Linked DNA regions of Mus musculus: region 2 is linked to region 1. The links are chromatin loops, found by intact Hi-C in ENCODE. Cell type or tissue: left cerebral cortex. All regions are shown on one strand.

The links. Peaks named below come from ENCODE experiments on the same cell type or tissue, not always from the same donor. Only the 100,000 strongest peaks of a DNase experiment are listed, where the experiment ranks them.
Region 2: a loop joins it to region 1, with 2.1 times the contacts of the local background. A loop is called at or near these places in 3 of 42 quality-filtered maps.

What each region holds. Positions count from the first base shown.
Region 1 is chr7:123,366,098-123,374,097 of GRCm38, reverse strand. Arhgap17 (Rho GTPase activating protein 17) reads left to right here and starts at 4,183. Exons shown (of 20, transcript NM_144529.2): 1 at 4,183-4,344. The coding sequence starts at 4,292. In left cerebral cortex, CTCF peaks have their summits at 2,443 and 3,723; DNase peaks (open chromatin) are centred at 5,781, 6,552, 7,523, 7,777 and 4 more places; H3K4me3 peaks cover 3,035 bases; H3K27ac peaks cover 4,235 bases.
Region 2 is chr7:123,291,735-123,299,734 of GRCm38, reverse strand. Arhgap17 (Rho GTPase activating protein 17) reads left to right here. Exons shown (of 20, transcript NM_144529.2): 15 at 2,149-2,240; 16 at 3,169-3,325; 17 at 5,030-5,263; 18 at 7,530-7,699. Among named protein-coding and RNA genes, the nearest start is that of Arhgap17, 74 kb to the left of the region's middle. In left cerebral cortex, a CTCF peak has its summit at 4,121 (motif pointing left); DNase peaks (open chromatin) are centred at 1,365, 2,178 and 5,038.

The DNA of each region.
Region 1 (8,000 bases):
ACCCCTTCAATCCAGGGCCATAAGCTGCAACTGAAGCTGCACTTTCACCAATGGCCTTCCATAGCCTCTCACAGTGCCGAGCCTCAGCTGTTCTTCATAACCCCTTCATGCTTTCGAAACCAGTGCCACCTGAGTGATTCTTACACATTACCAAGTCCAGCTGCAGCATAAGGTACAACCTTGGTTGGCTATCTCTGGAATACAGCTCCTTTGTGCTCTCAGAAAACACTACCCAGAAGATTTCACCTCAGTGATGTTGGTCTCTTCTTTGTCACCACTAATTTCTTAGCTTCAGCTAACCAGCATCAATTGTTCCAGTAGTCTCCTCCTCTGGACAATCAAGTAAGAGACTCAGGACTGAAGCTGCTGAGTTCTCCTGCTTGCAGGAGCTGGAACATGGCCTCCTCATTCTACTACAATCACTGCACTTGGTGGTTCTTAAATGGCAAGTTTGTTGCTCACAGTTTTAGAGCCTGGGAAGTTCCTGCTCCTGTTTGGTGTCTGATGAGCTAAGTTCTTGCTGCTCAGGCTGTGCTCAATCAGAGACACATTCTCTTCATTTGCAAGTGGAGTGTCCTACTTGAACAATCAAATGATTGTTCTTTTCTTCCTTTTACGTTAGTTTCTATATCCAGATACTGGACATTTTCTACTTGAAAAACATCAGAATGTGTTTGAGTCTTGTCTTTTTTTTTATGTAGCTGAATTTTGATCTGTTCTACTTTGTTTTGTGAATTTTTTTTTTTTGAGAAAGGGTCTCATATAGTTCAGGCTGCTTTCTAATTCTGTATATAGCCAAGAGTAACTCTGAATTCACAACCCTTCTCTTTCTACCTTCCAATTGTTGGATCTGTATTACTATAGCCAATTTGTACAGTGCTGAGGATTGAGCCCAGAGCCCCAGGGATACTTGGCAAGCACTCTACCAACTGAGCTGCTTCTTGAATTTTCCCTGAAAAGAATTGGGAATAGGGAAGGTAGTTGTTTGCCTGTGTTGGTTTTTTAAATTAACCCCTGCCCGTCTCTTAAAAACTGAAGCAGGGACATCTTACACTGCTTTTTAGGTTCAGGAGTTTTCACTGATGTTGCTCTTTCTCCTTAAGCAGGTCTTTCTAACATGTGGCTGAGACTCAGTGGTTTGACACGTTAGACACACTATGTTGACACATAGTTCTGTGACAACATGTAGCATTTTAGGGTTAGCCACAGGCTTACCCTGCTCTGTTGTTCCCCAAGGTGTTCCATCTTTTCCAGGAAGTTCATCTGTGGATTCGAGGAATCTTTTCTCATCCTATGCTATAAGTGTTCTTGTTTTCTTTGGTGTATGCATTGAATTCCTTTGGAAACTCTGAACTTCCCTTAGGCTTTTCAGATTTCCCTTCTTCTTCCACGGAATCACTTTGGTCTACTGCACAAGCCTGTACTTTCAAAGGTCTACATCTAAGACTTTGTTTCTTTTGAATGGAAACAGAGACACATTCTTCCTATGTCAAACTCTATGTTACTTTCTATAGGGAATAATTTACTTAAATCTTTAACTGCATCTTCAAGTTCTTCAATTTTGGGGCTTGACTCTTCTTTTTGTTTGTAGGTAGGCCAGTTTTAAAAAATTAAGTGTGTGTGTGTGTGTGTGTGTATGTATGTGGTGGGTGTGGATGTGTGTGATGAGAGTAGGTTAGAGAATAACTTGCTGCAGTCAGGTCTCTGCTTCTACCATGCGAGTCCCAGGGATGGAAGTCAGTTTGTGAAGTTTGGCAGCTAGAACCCATCTTGCGCTCTAGACTGGTGTTTAGCATGGTCTGAGGTTTAGAGATTGGTGACTTTAATTCCTGAGCCACTTGGCTGAAACATGATTTCTAACTCTTCTGTCTTTGGTTCAGTGTCACTGAGGTTTTCTGGATGCCAGTGGTTGACAATTGAACTTGATGGTTGACAGTTCCCTGGCTTCTGTCCTGTTTAAGTTCTTTATGGTGGTAGACGCCACTTTCCACCTACTAGCTCTTCCTTCTACCCGGCAAGTCTGAGCAACACTCCATAAGGATCAGCTCCACACTCACGTCTTAAAACTTTGACTTGTCCATGTTGTGACCGAATTGACATTAAAATCCACGCCATCCACTTGGTAAGCTAGCGCATGACTGGTACAGGAACTGAATGAAGTCTGTACAGTGTTCCCTGATAGGATGACAACATCTGTTCTGCATTGTTCTTTTACTGCTTTCTGTAGCCCAGGCTGACCTGGAATTTGTGATCCTTCTGTGTCAGCCTCCTGAGTAGCTGGGTTTTCAGGCCTATGTCGCCACTGTCTAGTTTCATGGTAGCATCTGAATGTAGTGACTCAATGGCTGACTCAGGTTTGGCAAATGGTCTTGAAGTCCTGTCTGTCTTGCTTTAATAAATCTTGTTGGACGGGGTGCCACAAGCCTGTAATTCTAGCATTTGGCCGGTGGAGGCAGGAGGATCAGTAATTTAAGGCCATTCTCAGCTATGAGACTCCTCAAAAACAAAACAAAACAAAACAAAACAAAAACCCAAACCAAAACAAAGCCTTATTTCAACACTTCCTGTTGTAATTAATGTTGGTGACTTGCAGTTTGCTGCCTGACTTGAGGGTCCACACTTGTGTTGTAATCGCTACAGATTTTTAATTTTCTTGTTCTTTGAGCTCAAGATGCATCCTGCATTAGTTATTTTGCTCTCTGTTTTAAGAAAATGCAGGACAAGAAGCAATGTGAGGGAGGAAGGATTTAAACCAGCTTCCAGTTCTAGGAAGGGATGTTTACCATGATGGGGAAGGCACTGCAATAGACAGTTTTTTGAGGCAGCTCGCAGGAAGACCACACTGCCTCCACGTTCAGAAAGCAGAAGGAGACGAAAGCTCCTAACTCAGCTAGTTTTCTGCGGTCTGGGGCCACAGATGATGGAATGCTGTGGCCCACATTTAGAGTGGATCTTCCCACGTCAATTAACCTGATGTAGAAACTTCTTCACAGACACACACAGAGATTTGTTTCCAAGGTGATTCTAGATTCTGTCACGTTGACACTTTAAACCATCGCACAGCCTGTAAAGGATGCCTTAGCCCACGGGGCACAGGGAATGTTGTGTGGAGCCAAGGCTGCCAAGTCAGGAGGACATGGCTGCGGGTCATAAAACTAACTTGGCTCAGTTGGACGAAAGGGCTCAGCAATGCGAAATGATCCCACCAAGTTCCCCAGCCTGTTACTGTAGGGCTGGGAATCAGAACCTCGCGGTCATTTATGGCAGCGGGGACTCAGAGGCCCATCAGTGCAGGGGCCTAGGGAAGGCCAGTCTCCTTTGGCTGGGGAGTCTGGGGGTCCTCATCTGATTGACCCTACTCTTTTGGCCTTTCCCATGGACCAGTTCAAGTACTGAGGGCGCGGAGCTGGTTCACCCTATAGATCTGCTTCAGCTCACTCCTGCTAGGTTAGGATAAACCCTGGTCTGACCCGCCGCTATAGGTTAGGTCCACTCGCTCAGCTTAACCTCAGCTCGTTTCAGTTCGCCTTCACTTGACCGGGCATCACTCGTCTAGGACTACTATTCCGCTCGGCTTGGCCGGACTCTTCTCCCCCCAAACCCCTTCCCGGGCTGGCCTGACTCCGGGTCCGACTGGACAAGACCCCATCCCTGTGTTCCGCCTTGCCGGACCGGACCAGGATCTGCGAGGCTCACTTGCGTTCTAGTTGTCACCACTAGAGTAGGTAGCTAAGTTTGGCTCTGCTCGGCCCATCCTGCCCAGCTCTAATTCAGAACCGCTGTGTCCAGGTGCCGGGCTGGGGTAGTCTCCGCTCTTCTTAGCAGAGCCACTCTCGTCCGTCTCCGATTGGCTCAACTCCATTCCTCTCCGCTCACCGATTGGTTCGGCTCCACTCAAGTTCGCCCAGCTCTGCTCCGTCCAGCTACGCCTGACTTCTCCGGTTTCGGCCGGACCAAGCTCGGCTCCACCTATCTAGTTTCGACCCTGTTCGGCTCGGCTCTACCCACCTCGGCGCGGCCTCATTGGTCCCCGCCCTGAACCACTTAACTCCGCCCATGTTGGGTCCGTCCGCACCTGTTCCACCTCTCTGGTTTCGGCCTCTTTCGGCTAGGCTCGGCCCAACTCGTGGTAGGGGCGGGCGGCGACGCTGGAAGTGACGCGGCGAGGGGCGGGGCCGAATTGTAGCCTCCGTCACCGCCTCCGGGGCCGGGAAGCGATGTAGGTAGGACCCGCCAGACGGTCCCCAGTTCTCCTCCGCCCGCCTGCCGCGCCGCCACCGCCGCCGCCGCCATGAAGAAGCAATTCAACCGCATGAAGCAGCTGGCCAATCAGACTGTCGGCAGGCGAGTGCGCGGGTCGCGCCGGCGGGGGGCGCGCGGGGGGCGGGCCGGTCCTGCGCGCGAGGAGCCGGGGAGCGGGGAGAGCCGGGCGCGGCCCGGCCTTGGGCCCCGCGGGGCGGGGGTCTGCGCCTAGCTACGGCTTGGGCGCTGCCCATTGTCCTGGCCGGAGGAGCATCGTCCTCGGGAGACTCACGAGGGTCTTTACTCCTCCCTGTCCCCGCCAGCCGGAGCTCGCCGCCTGGTGCGAAAACTCCGTAAACTTGTGTGCCTCTCGCAGTGCCAGGCGCGCAGCTTTGGGGCCGGTGTTCTCAGGCTCTCCCCGCTGATCCGCTGTTGCAGCCTTCCTCCTAGAAGAGCTTGCTGGTCACTGGGAACCTAAGGGGTGTTAGGCTACTGTGGCTTGCCCAGTTAAGTTCAGCCCCCCTCCCCTCTGTGAAGGAATCGAGAACTGCAGTCTCAAAATCCAGGCTTTTGGGAGTTTGCTGTGAGTTCTTGAGGTCTAGAGGTTTGGAAAGCGAAAAGGATGCCTTTTCTCATCTCACCTTGGATGTGGTATTTTCTGACACTGAGTGAGTGCTTGACAAGAAACTGATTTTTTTTTTTTTTAATGAAAGAATACAGGAGGGACAGTAGATGAGTAGGCTGTAGAACAGGAACGATTTGCGGTTTTTAGAGCTTTCAGGAGGCTGTTGTCATGTGCTGTGCTATCTGGAACAAATATTTCAAGGTCTTGCAGGGCGGATAGCTTTGCCGAACCAATTTGCTGGTTATTCTGCACGAAGATAGATGGGTTTTTCACAGCTCTTGCTGTTACCCTCCTCCCTTAGCAGTTAAGGACAGTTTGGTTTGGTTGAAGCACGTGAGACACTTCTTTTTTTATGTGTACGAAAATACTTTTACTTCCTCTTGGGTTTTCTAAATTTGCTTTTTACAATGTTTCATTTCCCCCAACCTTTTGCTAAGTTTTGTTATTGAATTTCTAAAAAGAAAAATAGAAGGGAAGAAAAATCCCTCCATCATGTAATCTTGGTATCCTCTATCCAGACTCAGTCCCTGCCCCTTAAACCCACACATGCCTAGTTTTTTGTTGCGTGTAGAGTTAGAGAAAGACTAGGGTCAAGGCGAGTAATCCTAATGGCATGAACAAGAAATATGATGAGAAGTGATAATTTTCTTGTGAGTCTTGTACTCCTTGCAGATATGCATGGCAGAATCAAAACTTAGTGGCTGCCACAATGCCTTTGTTAGATTTGTTATTGATTAGGTTTCGTCCTGTGTGGGACAAGGGAAAGTTGCTGGTTTTATGCAAAGTCTTGAGAGCTTTCTGCCTTGAAAGCTGGTTAGGGTTTTGTGGGCCCCTGCTTCTCCTTAGTCTCTCTTCCTAGTTTTACATTCTGGCCAGACTTGCCCACTTTCAGTTCCCACAGGAGGCCTATGTTTCTTATATGTTAACCTCTTCCTGGAATTCCCATAAGCCTCTCTTACCACACCTGGCCGATAGATAACCTTTCATGCTCTTCACTTCTCTCAGTCTCCATGTCCTTAGAAGATCCTTGATGTCTTGGATGGGCACCGTCTTGAGGCCATGCGCTACCTGCTTTCTATCTTCAAACGTCCTCTTTACCTGCTCGTGTTGGCTATTTGAGCACCGGGAGAGTCTTTCCTATGAGTCTTGGATTCCCAGGGTCTGTGTGTGACTCCCATCCCAGGACAGATGACCTGTCAAAATTGTCAATTCTGGGACTCCAGCTTGTCCTGCATTGCCTGGTGCTGCGGAATTAAGTTTGGGAAAATATGAACAGGATGGAGTGGTAGTGATTCATACTGGGACAGTAATTCTGGCCCTGACCTTTGACTCTGTTTGAAAGTCTTTATTGCTGGATGCCAGGGGAAGCTGCAGCTATTACAGAGCTGTAAGGGTGTGGTAGCCATGAGACTAAAGTCAGAACATCTGTTTTTACTGGGTTGAAAATCTGTTGCTCTCTTGTCGTTGATTTCCTAGATAACTCCCCCCCCCCCCCCCGTGTGTATGTGTGTGTGCGCGCGCACACGAGCTCAAGTTTTCCCTATTTAAGTAACCCTAAGGGGGTAGGAAGAAAAATGGAGGCTAGAACTGAGAATTATTATTCAGTGAGCCAGATGGTTGGTACACTCCCATCAGAAGCAGATCGTGGGTGTCTTTGGGCAAAGAAGAATGCTTTTCTAGCACAGATTTCTCCCAGCTGTGATCTGGATAGAGGAGGAGTTTATCTGTGTAATCGACTACAGTTATCAGTTTGTGGAGTTCTAGGTGCTATCTTGCCGTGAGGAATTTCGCTAGGATGGAATGCTCGTGAGTAATTCCCCCGAGAAGTTTCATGGGCCTGGCATGGTTGAGGATTAGTAATGCCTAGAAAGGATGAGCTAACATGATGCACTTTGTGTGCAGAGGGTGGATGGATGAGTCTGTGGGCAAGGCTTATGGGGTGGTCTCACAGTGTGGGCAATGTAGTGGGGTGGATGTTTTTGTCACCTGCTCTTTGTTGAGTCTCATATTCAGTGAGCACTGAGTGAGGCTACACTGTACACCACTGTGCGATATTAAAGAATCAAAGACCAAGAATACAAACGAGATCTCTGCCCTGGAGCTTCCCAGTAGATACATGGAGGAGATGGGCAAACCCCAAGTCATTATACACATAAAATAAGCACTTGCAGAAGGATGGCAGTGCACGGAGGAGAGCCTGCCTGCCACTGCACGGAGACGCTCAGAACAGCTGCTCTTGGGAGGTGTGAGCAGGGCCTGTGCTCTCTTGCCCTCTCCAACTTCTTTCAGACTTGCTGATACCAATTAGGTCTCTTCTGGTGAAGAAAAAAAACATAATTCAAGGTACCCGAGCAGAAAAGAATTCGTTGGCCTGTGAGCAGGAGTCTAGGCATAGGACGGCTTTTGTTTGAGACAATCTCACTGTATGGCCCAGAATTCCCAGTCCTCCTGCCCCAGCCTTCCCAGTGCTGGATCTGAGGGCATTCTGGATGGTTCACTCTTTAGACAAACCGTGTTCACAGATTTCCATTATCCTCAGCGCAAGTCTCAGAGGAAAAGAATACTGTGTGACTGTGGCCAAAGTCCCCGGATTGGCTCTTGTTTCTGGGTCACATGCCTTTCATGGGAAATGAAATGGACTCAACCCCACCCAAATAGAGAGTGGAGGAGTGCTGGTTCCCTACGGTAAACTGGGGCACTATTACCAGCAGAAGGAGAATGGGCAGACACCGATCAGTTAAGCAAGAAAAGCCCTGCTGAGCTTTTGCAGTCTGGTTGTGGAAAAGGAGAAGCATTCTCTCACTCTTGGCTTCAGATAATCTAGAGAGGGCAGATGGTGCAGCAGGGAGTCAGGGGTGATGGTGGGCAAGTGTTGTCTGGATAGAGGAGACTGGACAGGAGGATAAGGAGTGTGAAGTTAGGAGCTGCTGTGGGTCAGGAGTACATCCCTGGCAGAGAGTCTGCCCTGAGAGTCTCAGGAGTTGTTCTGAGTGCTTTCATTTGGCAAGTCAAGGTCCAGGGAAGGACCACAGAGAACCTGAAGGGCCATGTTCTAATAATGGGTCCCAACCTCTGGAGTGCCTAAAATGTAAATTTAAGGGAACATTAGCTGATATTTAACTCAAGCAAGCAC
Region 2 (8,000 bases), 74 kb after region 1:
GTGTAGGTAAGAGGGGGCTGTGGAGCGCCCTCCTCTGGGAGTAACACTTGCTAACTTTCGTGAATGAAGAGTTTCCTGCCCTTGGCACTGAAACCAGAGAAGTCACCCTAGTGAGGCACAGCTTAGATTCTGCCCTTTGAGGACAGTATGCATGGCCCTGGACAACTGGAAGATGCCTTGACAGACAGAGGTAGGCTGTGAAGGTCCTTGTATATATGGCTAACTTGTTTGGAACTTACTCTCCTGGGTCCTATGGGAATCATCAAGGCTCCTGTTCCATTATTAATATAAAATGCCTCTCATACGAACGACCATGTTTCAAACATCTGTTTCCCAGGTCATGGTCTTGTTTTGTGGGGTTGAGCTATTGAGAAGTGGGGCCTGCTTTGGAGGCAGGTTTTTAGGGGTTGTCTTTGAAGGTGATGCCTGGCCCCTGCTTTACCTCCATAAGAAAATCCTTCACAAAAGTATCCTGCTGCTGTGACAGTCCTTTCACCTGTATGGTAGAAACCATGAGCCCAAACGAATCTTTGCTTCCTTGAGTCAGTTTGCCATAACAGTGTGAAAGTCACTAATACTGTCCTAAGCAGAATGGCTTCGCACTGCTGCCTTTAGGAGGCCTGTGCTGGCATTGAACCGTGTGGGTTAAGTTGCAGAGGTAGACACAAGGGGTCAGCTGCGCAGCAAGTGCTCATCTGAGGGAGCTGAGTCTGAGAAGAACCAGCAATTTGCCCAGGGCTGCGTGGCAGGCCAGTGGTGGGTTATAAGCGCAGGCCACAAAGTCCATATCCTCACCTGTCACTCCGTCATTGCTGCTGATCAGCTTTAACGAATCAGTCATTCAGTTGCTTGTGTATGCCCAGTTTTGTTTCAGAAAATAGTTGCAAGCATACAATGTCATAAAGCAAAGTTACAGTTAAGTAGGAAGATGGGCTAAGTGCATAGATCATATAGCAAATAAACCCTGACCAAAAATACCCACATAGAAAGTAATGCGAGTTTTTAGTTGTGGGGACAAGAAGAGTCTTCAAAGGAAACAGACAAAATTCAAAAATCAGTATGGATTAGCTGATTAAAAATCAGAATATTTAACAGTAGTAGACACAGCTTTTTATAATGCCCAGAAATTTGTCAGGAAGCACCATAGATCAAAGCTAGGAAGAAGATGCTCCAAAAGTCTGTGAGATACCCAAAAGAAAGCTTTCTGAATCACCAGCAGTGTGTTTTTTTAAGTGAGCATGGGAGCTGATCCGAATCCTCACATGTGGAAGGGCAGAAGGGCACTTTGCCAGGAAAGCTTGTGTCATGCTGGAATGTGAAGGAGCTAGACGGTCTGCTGAGGCACAGTGACACTAGGACCAGGGACATTGGTTTGAGGCCATCAGAGCTGAATGTGAAGGCTCCTAGGAATCCAGTGATTTCTAAATCACGTCCCTTGTGCCCCAGACTTCATGATGTGACAGGTACATGAGAGAACAGCTTAAAAGTAGGAAGTGTTTATGTAAGCCTCGGGTGTCATCTGGCTGAGTGGCTGTGAGCATCTGACAAGGGAGACTCTCATGGCAGCAGGAGCAGGTGGCAGAAGTGTTAAATCAGAGAGCCAGAGAGGAAAGGGCCAGAGACCTTTAAAGGTCTTTAGAGGCACCACCAGTAAAATTCCTTCCCACAGATGTGAAGCAGCATCTGTCCCTTCTTCCAAGGTCCCAACCAAAACCTGAGGCATGATTCTGCCAAAGTTCAGTGGGGAACCAATAAATTATTTGGTTTCCTTTTAGAAACTTGGGGATGGGGAGTGATTATAGGGCTGTGACCACTCCCTCTGTAGCCAGCTGCATTAGAAGAGGGCGTCCCCCAAAGCCACATAGATAAAGCTCCCACTCTAGTCTCACTCAGCCTGTATGCTGCATCCCCTCAGCCCACACCAGGCCACCTCAGGCAGTTCCACTCTGCTGCGGAAGGATTGATAATACTGGGTAATTCTTCCTCTTGGGCTGTTACTGGCAAACTCATAGGATAGGGCCTTGTGGGTGATCTTTTTGTATCTGTTGTAAATATTTTATCCATTAGCAATTATCGAGATGCCCTGACAGCTTGCAGAGATGTGAGGCTGCCAAGGTGAAGCATTTTAATTGTGTGAACTTCTTGCAGAACGCTGGCTGAAATAGCGGCTGCCACATCGGTCCACGTGGTTGCAGTGATTGAGCCCATCATCCAGCATGCAGATTGGTTCTTCCCTGGAGGTACTCATGGGTCCAGGCTTACGGATGCTGAAGCTGTGCCACAGTAGTACACCACATTTTTTAAAGGAAGAAAACATGTTGCTGGTTATGTAATTGGTTTTTCTTCCTCACACTTCACTTCAGATTTCGTTCATGTACATTCATATTTTGATATGGTGATAATTATATTATTTTCCGATTCCCTTAGTTTCACTAAAATATGCTTGCATAGTATGTATTGAATTCCGGCTAGTGGCTATGGTTGTATACTGTCTGCTCTGAAGGAACTTGGATTCCCCGAAAAGGCAACCATATAAACAGATCAGTTATAAAATTATCAAGTGGCAGATTAGAATGTTGGATAGAGAAAGATTTGACAAGCTTAGTTGCTGAGAAAAGAGAGCCAAGGTCTGCTTTTTAGGAGTGATGCTGCCAGCACAGGGGCCCTTCACTTAGCACAGGTTTTGTGGTGAGCGTAGACAGTTGTTTGGACTATCAAAAGTAGAAAATAAAGCAGGCAAGGCTAGGGCTGGTTGGAGCTGGTTTGTGAAGGTCAGAGGATTAGGGTTTTATTCTGTAGCTAGTGAATTTTCCAGTTTCTCTTGTTGTGATCATGGGATCCACAGAGGTTCCCATGGCCTCCTCCTCAGGAGCTGGTTGTATGGATGTTGTGTCCCCAGGTGTTGCCCCTGCTTTTCTCAGTACAGCCCAGCTGCCTCGTGCACTGCAGTGTGAGCTCCTGATGCCTGATGCAGGGCTGGGCTCAGTTCTTTTCTGTCTTCCTGTCCTCGAATCAATCATTGCTGCTGCTTAGCAAAAATGGGTAGGAGAGAGATCTATTGTCCTTGAGCTCCTCCTGTGGACTACCGAGGCTCTCCTCCCACTGGGGCATTGGAGACCCCCCCCCCCCCCCCCGTGCCAAGTCTCACATTTGTTTCTCTTCTGACAGAGGTAGAATTCAATGTATCAGAAGCATTTGTGCCACTTGCTACCCCGAATTCTAATCACTCATCCCATACTGGAAATGACTCTGACTCGGGGACTCTGGAGAGGAAGCGACCTGCCAGCATGGCAGTGATGGAAGGGGACTTGGTGAAGAAGGAGAGGTACGTGCAGAGCTGGTCACTTCCACAGAAATAATAGGTGTCATGTAGGAGGACACTCAACCATGCATCTGGTACTGGCTTAATGGCCTCCTTTGTGACCGTGACCTACAGAGTCTAGATAATTCAAGAACCACATTGTCCAACTCTACAGGCATTAATCTGTGCACAAAGTAGGGGGCGTAGCCTGTCTGTTAACATCTGCACCTTGTGCACCAGCCTTTACTTGATGGCCTATTTGTGCCCACGGTAAAAAGAGTGCTGTCACACACACTAAATCCACTTACATGTGTCTTGAGTGTTAAGGAAACATAGTTAACGTGTGGATTTTTGGCTGAGAATCATATGAAGACAACCACATTTCCCAGTGAGCTGTGGAGAAACATATTTTTGGCCTTGATATATTTGCTAACTGCTGAGAGAAGCCCCAGAATTTGACAGTCCTGGATGGGAGAAAATGTATGTTTTAAACTTCGAGGCAGTATATTTCCATCCTATTGTCTATGGGCACTTTATGAGATGTTCAGTTCTAATTAAGACTATGATTCCTGCCTTCATCGGGCAACGTAGCCCTTAAGTGAGGAAAATGCTAGCAAGTGACAGTTTCTCCAAGTAAGATGAAGCCGTGTGAAGCAGCTCGCTGCCCTCATACCCTGGCAGACTGCTCACCGTGGGCTTCTCTTGTTCAGAGAAAGCTTCGCTTCCATAGAGGCTTTCCCTGAGATTCACCGTCATCCTTTGTAATTGACTACTGTGACCTGAACCTCACTCAGTCCTTGCCATCGTCCCCTGGTGGCCTATTAGAGCAGTTACTCTTCTGAATTTAAGTTACATGAGGTGTTATTAGTCTCATTAGCCCATGACACACCATTCTTAGCTGTCTGCTCTGCTTATTCTCCAGAAAACATCAGTTAATGGGGTCCAGGCTCTCAATGTTCCAAACTTAAGAAAAGAAAATTAGGGGGCTGGAGAGGTGGCTCAGCGGTTAAGAGCACTGACTGCTCTCCTGAAGATCCTAAGTTCAAATCCCAGCAACCACATGGTGGCTCACAACCATCCATAATGAGATCTGACACCCTCTTTTGTGTCTGAAGACAGCTACAGTGTACTTACATATAATAATAAATAAATCTTAAAAAAAAAAAAAAAGAAAATTAGGTTTGGCAATGCAGACCCTAATGCTCTGAATGAAGAGTGTGTTCCTTCTGCCCCATCCTCCAGACGCCATCCTACCAGAAACCAACTGTTTTTTCCAGCTATCCATAGCTTTCAGCCAAATGCACACATACACACAGTTGCGTCTGTGTCTCCTGCAAGCTCAGGGGCAGTGGTGTGGCCTTGCACAGCCACTGGTGTGCTTATGGATGTGGCTTCCACCTCCTCACATGTGAGATGGGAACTCGATCGATCGATCGGCACAGAACTGTGTCACTCGACATGAGGCTGCCTGCTTGCTCTCAGCTGCACACACCACCTGCTCAGGGGCATCTGTTGATCAGTGTGTGAGGTTGGCTTTGCTAGGGTTCAAAGCCAGAACCAGGTGCTTGCTTTGGTAACTGGGATGACCGCTGACATGTCTTGCCACTTACCTGCATGCTGGGCAACGTGGGCGGCGTCCCTTCAGTGGTTTTAACAGTGAGAACCTGCGGGCTTCTGTCTCTCTAGTCGGCATGTGTGGTGTGTTGACTGTTTCTTCTCTCTGTGTAGCTTTGGTGTGAAGCTAATGGACTTCCAGGCCCACCGGCGGGGTGGCACTCTAAATAGAAAGCACATAGCCCCCGCTTTCCAGCCGCCACTCCCGCCCACGGATGGCAACGCCTTGGCTCCAGCAGGCCCAGAGCCCCCTTCTCAGAGCTCTAGGGCTGACAGCAGCTCAGGGGGTGGGCCTGTCTTCTCTTCTACGGGCATATTGGAGCAGGGGCTGAGCCCAGGTGACAGCAGGTAAGGAGCCCACTTCTGCTGGCAGACAAGGCTGGATGCCCCTGCCTACTTCCAAGTGGCCATCTTTGGCGTGGCGGCAGAGAGCAAACCAAAGTTGCTTTCACTCCTTTGGTTAGTGGGGGAGAGAGATTGCAAATTGCTTGTTTGCTTAGCAGCACATGTTGGTGTGCTTTGGTGCTGGAAAGTAGAGACTAACAGGTGTCTAATGGTGTGCTCGGCCTCTACCTGTTCAGTGTGTAGCTCTCAGTGTTCACGTACCCTTTGCCTGGGCGCTAGCTGAGTCACAGGATTCTTGCCATTTGTCATCCGTTTGCTCATTTAATAATTACATTCAGTTGCACAGAGTTGCCAAATAGCTGCTGTTGCACCAGGCTGCCAGCACACTGGGTGACTAAGGGTCCCTCCACCCCTTAGGCACACGGGTCCAAGAAAGAAAGTAAGGTGGCATGTGTTCTGAAAAGGCTTGTTCATTTGCTTGAACTTTGACACGATGCTGGGAGCTGGGCTTCACAGGGATTACCTTACGAGGCCTTCAGGCTGGAGATTTCTGCTCTGTACCACCCAGTTCTCCACTGATCAAGCAGAGGCCACTGCAGGACTGATCTCTGCTTCAGATCTGGTGGCTCTACAGGAGATGAGCCCTGCCCAAGTGCTGATGTTTCAGTTGTCATTGTTTTAGTCCTTGTCTTTGGACAGCCACACAGTGCCCCATGGTCACAAATGCACAAATGTGCATATGTGTGCAGTACATGTGCACAAAGCAAAGCCTGTTTACCATGTGTGGTTTATCACACAGATGGGTTTCCTTGCGGAACTCTGATTGCATCTTTTTGGTGGTTAGCCCATAATCCCAGTTACTTGGAAGGAAGAATAATTACAAGTTCAAGGCCAGTCTGGGTAACAGTGAGACCTTGTCTCAAAGTAAAAACTAAAGCATAGGGCTGAGGATGTAGCTCAGGTCGGAGCACTTGCAAGGTATGTCAGTAGACGTCAGAGAGAGCACAGGACTCTTGTTTTATCGCCGTAGCTGGACTCAGTGCTTATGTTCATCCATGAGTCCTGTAATCTAGGGAAGTCCATCTTTCAGTCAAGAAGTCTTGGCTGTGCTTTAGGAATGTGCTGGAGGTACCATGCTGTCAGTGACCACTCCGACATGCGGGCCTTGGTTTTAGAGTAAATGGTTTTTGTTTGTCCAAGTGATAAGCCAATTTCCTTATGACATGCAGTTTGTTTAACCAAAGCTGAATATTTAAGGAAGTAGTCAGCCGTCTGCAGAAAGAGGAGTGTGTGTCAGCCATCAGTCTGCCTTCTAGTTTCTATACTTGAAATATCTTTGTGCACACTTCAATGGCATCTGCCCTTTGGTGACCTTGACAAAATGTGATCTTTGGTATAGAAAGCTGTGAGCCGGGAAGTAGGAGGCCTGAATTGGCTGTCAGCTTTAGGCTGTCATCGGGCAGCTCCTCAGAGCTCCTCAGTCCAGGTAACTGATGGCAGAGTTGCTTTATGTTTGTTACTTTTGTACAACAGCTAGGAAAAAGTCCCCAAGCCTCATTTGCTTAAAATAACACCCAATTTAAGGACATGCAAAACAGAACATGAGGCTTACTGTGGATGCTCTGAGATGCTTGGCCTTAATCTCTGTGGCAAAGGAGCTGAAACTTAGTCTGTTACAGGGAATCTCAATGCCTAGTCTCTGAGTAAGATCTACTTATCTGCCCAATCCGAGCTCTTTAAAATGTCAGATAATCTTCATCTCTCTGGGTTCCGATGATTTCTCAAACTCTCTCTGTAGGGCTGGAGAGATGGCTCAGTGCTTAAAATACCCGATGCTCTTCCAGAGGACCAGACTTCAATTCCCAGCACCCACAGGCTTGCATCCACCTGTAACTCTAGTCCTCCTCTAACGTCTGTGCATACCTGCACACATGTAGCACACACACAGATCTTAAAAACAAAACCCCATTGTGTTAGACACTGTTTTGTTTTGTCTGCCATTCTCCAGACGGTACAGCATACCCGGCATTCCGGTAGCTTCTCCACTGTCTTGGTTGTTATGAGAGGTGGCTCAGGAAGGTGTTGACAGTTAGGTTCTAATGCCATTTTGTATACAGGGCTGCCACAGCCTTGACTTTTGGTATCTGTAAGAAGTCCTGGAACTTCACATTCCCAACCCCCCTACAAGGATGAGCTAGATTTTATGTGCTTAGCTTCTACCAGGGAATGCCTGACCTCTGACTTGTAACTTCACGTTTACCCTTCTCAGTCCTCCAAAACCCAAAGACTCCGTGTCTGCAGCTGTCCCTGCAGCAGGAAGGAACAGCAACCAGATGACCACGGTCCCAAACCAGGCTCAGACAGGTGGCAACTCCCATCAGCTCTCAGTAAGCACACCTCACAGTGCAGCCGGTCCCAGCCCGCACACTCTGCGTCGGGGTAAGTGTCCCACATTCCTTGTGCTCGGGGAAAGTATAAGAACTTCTGGGAGCTACTGCAAAGGGTCAGGAGGGAAGACTCTGAGAAGTCTTTTTCATGCCTGTTAACAAGTAACAAGCAGGAAAATCCGTCATCAAAGAGGAAAAAGCATTGACGAAAACTGAAAGCATAGAGAAAAGAAATGCAGAACTGTAAAGGTCAACAGCCGAAATGAATTCTGCAGTCACTTCTGGGTTTCTAGGAGGTTGGTGTTCCAAGTCGTTGCTGTTTAGGAGCCACCGTAGCCTCTGATACTAAACTT